Regions from separate parts of the Homo sapiens genome. Here region 2 is linked to region 1. The links are chromatin contacts, found by Hi-C or POLR2A ChIA-PET in ENCODE. All regions are on one chromosome and are shown on one strand. Each heading gives the region's core, a stretch centred on a gene start or an enhancer-like site at or near the end of the contact. The rest is flanking DNA. Distances are from core to core; before and after follow the strand shown.

Region 1 (2,749 bases), core at 148-2,647:
GGCTCATGTCTGTAATCCTAGCACTTTGGGAGGCCAAAGTGGGCTGACTGCTTTGAGCTCAGGGGTTTGAGACCAGCCTATGCAACAACGTGAAAACCCATCTCTACAAAACAAACAAACCAAACAAAACAAACAAGCAAACAAACAAAATTAGCTGGGTGTAGTGGCACACACTTGTAATCCCAGCTACTCAGGAGGCTGAGGCCGGAGAATCACTTGAAACCAGGAGGAGGATGCAGTGAGCCGAGATGGCGCCACTGCACTCCAGCCTGGGTGACAGAGCGAGACCCTGTCTGGAAAAAAAAAAAAAAAAAAAAAAGGACATTCAGTGGTGGTGTGGTGCTGACCTATAGCTATTAACATGAGATAAGCACTTTAAACAGAGTTGGTCAACTACTGGCAGCCTTGGTGTCATGGAAAGAACTTGGACTTTGGAACCACAGAAACTCAGGCAAGGCTCGGTAATGTTTCTCTTTTTAAATTGAGACAAGGTCTCTCTATGTTGCCTAGGCTGGGTCTCCAACTCCTGGGCTCAAGCCATCCTCTGGCCTTGGCCTCCCAAAAGTGCTAGGATCGCAGGTGTGAGTCACCATGCCCAGGCTCCAGTAATATTTCAGAACTTCCTCAAAACTGTTTCCTCCTTTGCTACTGCATTCTTCACTGAGATGAGGGTTAAGACCTACCTAACAGTAGTAATCTACATCTCAATGTAGGACTTCTGAATTCTGACTTGAGGAAAGCACCTGCTTTCCTGGTTGAGTAATTATAAACAGAGATTCTAGGTTTGCATGTTTGCAGTTTTAAACTCGAAAAGTGCATTTATCTCAAAAACACAGAATTATCAAGGATTTTAATTACTGATTTATTTGTAATGTAAAAATGGGAAACAAACGGCCTCCAGTAGGAAATTAATTTAATCCGCATAGCCATGCAATGGAATACTTCACGGCATTAAGATTGTGCTTTTGAAGACTATTTAGTGAGAAGAAAAATGTTCATCATAAAACAGTAAAAAGAAGGGCAGTAAACAAAACACCATACAATATACCCCACTGTAGAAAAACAAAATACATACAGAAATGTAATAGCCAAAGAAGGACCCAAAGCGAACGCTTCCCCCTGGGAACTAGGAGGGGTGGAGAGAAATTACTTTCTTCCCTGCATTTCTGTGTCTTTTCTAGCTTCCTATCAGTATCATGTATTGCCTTTAAATCCGAAAATACCCCTGTGTTATTAGTGAGGCGTCGTCGGGGCTCTGAGAGGCGCGCGCGCCCGGGACAGACCCCTGCGCCCCCTGGCGGCGCCCTGAGGCCCCGCCCCACGAGGCCGGCGCGACGGGGCGGGGCGCGGAGCCCCAGCCGAGCCTAGCCCTGCCCGGCCCCGGAGGACTTGCAACACTCCGAGGCCAGGAACGCTCCGTCTGGAACGGCGCAGGCAAGCCAGGGGGCCGGGGCCGGCGCCGTTGGGGACTGTGGGCGGTGGGGACTGGTCCAGGGCTGGGGCGGCCATGCGCCGGGGCGCCTAAACTTTTCGGAGCGCGCTCCCGGCTTGCCCGCTCCTGGGCCCAAGGAGCCCGTTCCAGATGGGGATCTCCCCTCCTGGCCCTTGGCGTTTCGCTCTCCCTGGGCGCGCGGGTGGGCGGCCGGGTCTGTGGCACCTGGTTAGCCTTGGGAGCCCAGCAGCGTGTTGTGGGCACTGGTGAGCGGAGCCAGGGTCTGGGGGTGTCCTCGTGTTCCCTCTTTCGGGCACGAGTGGCCTCTCTGTCGCAGGGCCTATCCACCATGCCAGCCCGAGTGGCCAGCTGTGTGGGATGAGGGCTTTCATGGCCCTCAGCTGGTGAGAAGAGGGAAGAGGGAGGGGAGACAGCCAGGGCCTGGCACGGACCCCAGGTTGCCCCCACACGCGCTGAGGCCAGTCTCGGTGTAGACAGGTGAATATTTAAGGGGTGGGGAAGGGGGGGTCCTAGCTTGCAGCTGGGGCAGAAGCCAATGAGCAGCTCAAGTGTTTGGCATGGGGAAGTGGCCACCTCTATCACCATGACTTTGCCCTCTGCCAGTCCCACTTCCAGCCACTGTTTCCCGGCTGGGTTCACAGAACTACAGGGGAGTAACATCCTCCTCGTGACTTCTTTGGGTTAGAGTGAAAACAAAACAGAGAAACGGGAAAAGGGAAAGCAAGTGGAGAGACTGGGGCAGGAGCCAGGGACCAGTGGGAGGAAGCAGAGGGAGGCTGCTGGGAGGCCAGGCCCTGGCCTTGTGGGGTCGGCACCAATTCTTGTCCTATGGGGTCTCCATCTCCTCTCCCTCCTCTGTGGCCTCTACGTGGTACCCAGGAGTTTGGGGTTCTACCTGAGCACCCTGGACATGGGATAAGTAGGCCTGGGAACGCAGGTCAGAGCCAGATGTCATGGAAGGGCCCTCAGGTGTCCAGTTCTCTGGGCTCTGAAATATTCATCTCATTAGTGAGCTTTGGTTTCCAAGCTGGCGACTTTGGGCTGGCCAGTGGTGGCAGGGGAGCCAGGTGCCTCCTGGGGCTGCTTTATTGGCGCAAAGGGGGAGCCATACTTCCTTCTCACCTGCCTCCTCTCTCTGTCTCTCCAGTCATGAGGATCCAGAGAACCAGTTTATAGCTTAAATGGAAGAGGCAGGACCACAGTGTCAGGGGCCCTGTCTTTCTGTGCTATGACCTCAAGGCCTCACTTGTAAAAATGAGCCCTTCAGAGAGGTAATGATGGGTTATCCTGTAAGTG
Region 2 (2,749 bases), core at 1-2,500, 990 kb before region 1:
TTTTGTCTGGGTGCCACTGGAGAGCCTTGCGCCGATACCTGCAGAAAGTGGGTGCAGAGGAGAGAGTCGGGGGACAAATGCAGGCACTTCCCACCCAGGAACCGAACGACCTGTTTTCCCATTAGCCTATCACTGTCCTTTCACCCCCGGGTCCCAGTCCACCCCAGCTGCTAGGGCTGCCGCTGCTGTGATATTTTCATCAAGTTCCACCCTCTCTCCTCCGCCACCAGTGCTGGGACCACATGTACAAGCGGATACAATGCCAGGGTCCCTAGCCCCTCCCTAGGGCTCACTGGACTGGGGCTGCAAAGGTTGGGGCACATGTGGCCTCGAAGAGTACAGGGACACCGGCCCCTCCTCCTCATAGAGCCTCTTTGCACTGCATCTTTGCACTGCAGCCTGAGAATGCCCAAATCTAGGGGGAAGGGGGAGGGGAGGGGAAAGGAGGAGGAGGAGGAGGAGGAGGGGAAGATCAACTGGAGAACAACCCATAACACAGTGCAGCTCCCAGAGGAACTAACTACTTCACTCTCTGGACGTTCTCCTTGTACTCTACCAGGGGTCTCTTTCCTCCCTGCAGGTGTCACTCGGAAGAAGCACCCCAGTGCTTTCTAACGACCTGGTTCCCTCAGACACCTACAGGTGTCACTCTGAAGTGCCCCATGGTGGTGGCGGGTGGAGGGTGAGAGGTCTTCTGTTGCATACGGAGGCACTTACGCCTTCTTGATGTCATCAGCGGACGCACTTCGCGGCACGTCTAGGATCTCGTAGTAGGATGCCATGGCAACTGGTCAGTCGTCAGGCGGGCCTCCTTGGGGCTGCAGAAGAGAAGGAGTCAGGCGGAAAGAACCAAGAGCCCCACCCTGTGGCTGCAGCAGTCCCCCTCCCCGGGTGGCGGAAGGCGCTCCCAGTTGGAAGCGGAGCACACCGGGCTCTGCTTGCGGCCGGTGACTAGGCTCCCTCCGGCAGCCTTATCTGCCCCCGCAGGCCGGGGCCAAGAGCTATCTCGACGCCCAGGCCCAGGAGCCCTATCGGGGCCCCCCAACTCCAGCAGTCCGATCCAGGGCCCCCAGCCTGACCCGGGCCCCCGGCCGCACCTCCTCCGCCAGGAGTCCCGGCCTCCTGCGGCGCCCCGCCCCTGCCCCCCGCCGGGAACCGTCTGGCACCCGCAGCCCGGCTCGCGGCTGCTGCGTAGGACGCGCCCGGCCCAGCTGTGCGCGCAGGCATGCGTCAGCGGTGCGGAAACTACTAGAGACGGGGAGAAGGCCGGCTCCGCCTGTCCCCTGGGGGGGTGGGGGCCTGCAGGGGCTGCCGGGAGAAGAGGGCGGAGCCGGCTATTTTGGGCACACACCAGGACGACGTCAGCCCCAGCTGGGACCTGGGAGACTGCGGCCCCGCCTCCATCCAAGCGAGAAGCGCTCGCACGGAGGCTGGGGCAGCCCACAAACAAGCCGCTCGGCCCCCAGGTTCCTCTGTCACTTTCTTATAAACATGAGCGATGATCCATGCTTACTCACCCACCTCGAGGACTCAGACTCTTCCCTCCCTCCCCCCACCACGGTTCTAACTCCTCCCCCTTCTTCAGCTCCCAGCTCCAGCCCCAGGTCCCCCAGCAGGCTGCCCTGGCTTTCCTGAGTAGGTCAGAACTGCCTTTTACAGCATCTCGTGGCATTTCCTTCATCAGGCTTGTTAGAGCCACAAATTAGCATTTATTGGTTTGATTATTTTTTATTACCATTCACCTCCCCCACTAGAATGTCGATTTCACAGGACAGGAATTGTGTGTTTTTTCTCACTGGTCTATTAGAGCAGTCGTAGGGGTTCAAAACTACCCGTGGGATGAATAAATAATGAACACCTGCAAACCTCTTGTTGACAGTTTTGACACATTTGGGGGAGGTGAGGTAAAGGGGGCCGTACAACGGAATTCCCCAGGTTCAAGTCTTCCCAAACTGATCCTGAGTAGGCCTATTCCACTTCAAAATGCTCCCTGGGTTCAGGCCTCATTGGAGAGTTAGGAAACCTTCCAGAACTGGCTCCTGCTTGATCCCATCCAGGCCAATCCAAAGGCGTTAGCTGAGCATTTTTCTGCATTCAAGATGCTGCCAGGCCGTATAAAGAAGAATGTGGCCCAAGCCCTGCCTTTGCAGAGCTTGAACTTGATAAGATACCAGCCCATCAGTGTAGCCCGCTGGGAAACCCGAGGCTTTGGAAACAGAGTACAACCTGGCATTACTGTGAGACTTGGGAAAATCTCTGAGCACTCTTTTTTTCTCACTAAATATAGGTAGTGCCTAGGGTTGTTTGAAAGTCAAATGAGACATGGTACGAATTAGGTGTTACTGCGGTCCTGCTGGCATCGTGATTGGCTCAAGCAATAATGGTTATGTGAGTCCAGAAAAGTGCTTTAGGCTGGGGGACCCAGGAATACTTCGCCAACGAGAAGGGTTTGAGGCGGACGTGAGAGAAGAAGGTGGTGTGAGTGTCCTGGTTTCCTGGCTGCCCACCATCAGAACCTCCTGCCTACATTTGGGGAATTCCCATCGCAAGGGCCCTAATGGAAAGCAGGCCACCATTTGCCACAAAGCCCCAATGCTTGCTCTCCCTGACTCGGCTCTGGGGTTGCAGGCAGAAGACATGAGCTCCGCCAATCGGATGCTCCAACTGGGACTTTGAATCTGGAGCAAGTCACGGAATAGCAAGGCTGGTTTAGGAATTCATTTCTGCGGCGGCGGTGGAGGCGATGGGG

Evidence for each region. Hi-C counts contacts between places; a loop is a spot of excess contacts on that map. ChIA-PET counts read pairs that join two places held with the same protein, here RNA polymerase II (POLR2A). Pooled maps may share reads with other maps.
Region 2: a loop to region 1 is called in a pooled map, with 4 times the contacts of the local background. The contact joins the promoter of DNAJB2 here to the promoter of TMBIM1 in region 1. A Hi-C loop is called at or near these places in 1 of 168 maps with a recorded cell type or tissue (gastrocnemius medialis), 1 of 37 single-sample maps with no recorded cell type and 7 of 50 pooled maps. POLR2A ChIA-PET finds 5 or more read pairs at or near these places in 2 of 52 experiments (CD8-positive, alpha-beta memory T cell and HepG2).

What each region holds. Positions count from the first base shown.
Region 1 is chr2:218,291,151-218,293,899 of GRCh38, reverse strand. TMBIM1 (transmembrane BAX inhibitor motif containing 1) reads left to right here and starts at 1,397. Exons shown (of 12, transcript NM_022152.6): 1 at 1,397-1,434. The region is part of intron 2 of PNKD (PNKD metallo-beta-lactamase domain containing); the gene reads right to left. RefSeq lists enhancers at 1-719, 902-1,864, 1,865-2,749 and a silencer at 1,140-1,619.
Region 2 is chr2:219,277,867-219,280,615 of GRCh38, reverse strand. It overlaps DNAJB2 (DnaJ heat shock protein family (Hsp40) member B2), which reads right to left and starts at 1,250. Exons shown (of 9, transcript NM_006736.6): 1 at 1,098-1,250; 2 at 718-818; 3 at 1-38. The coding sequence starts at 782. RefSeq lists silencers at 926-1,405, 2,647-2,749 and an enhancer at 2,426-2,749.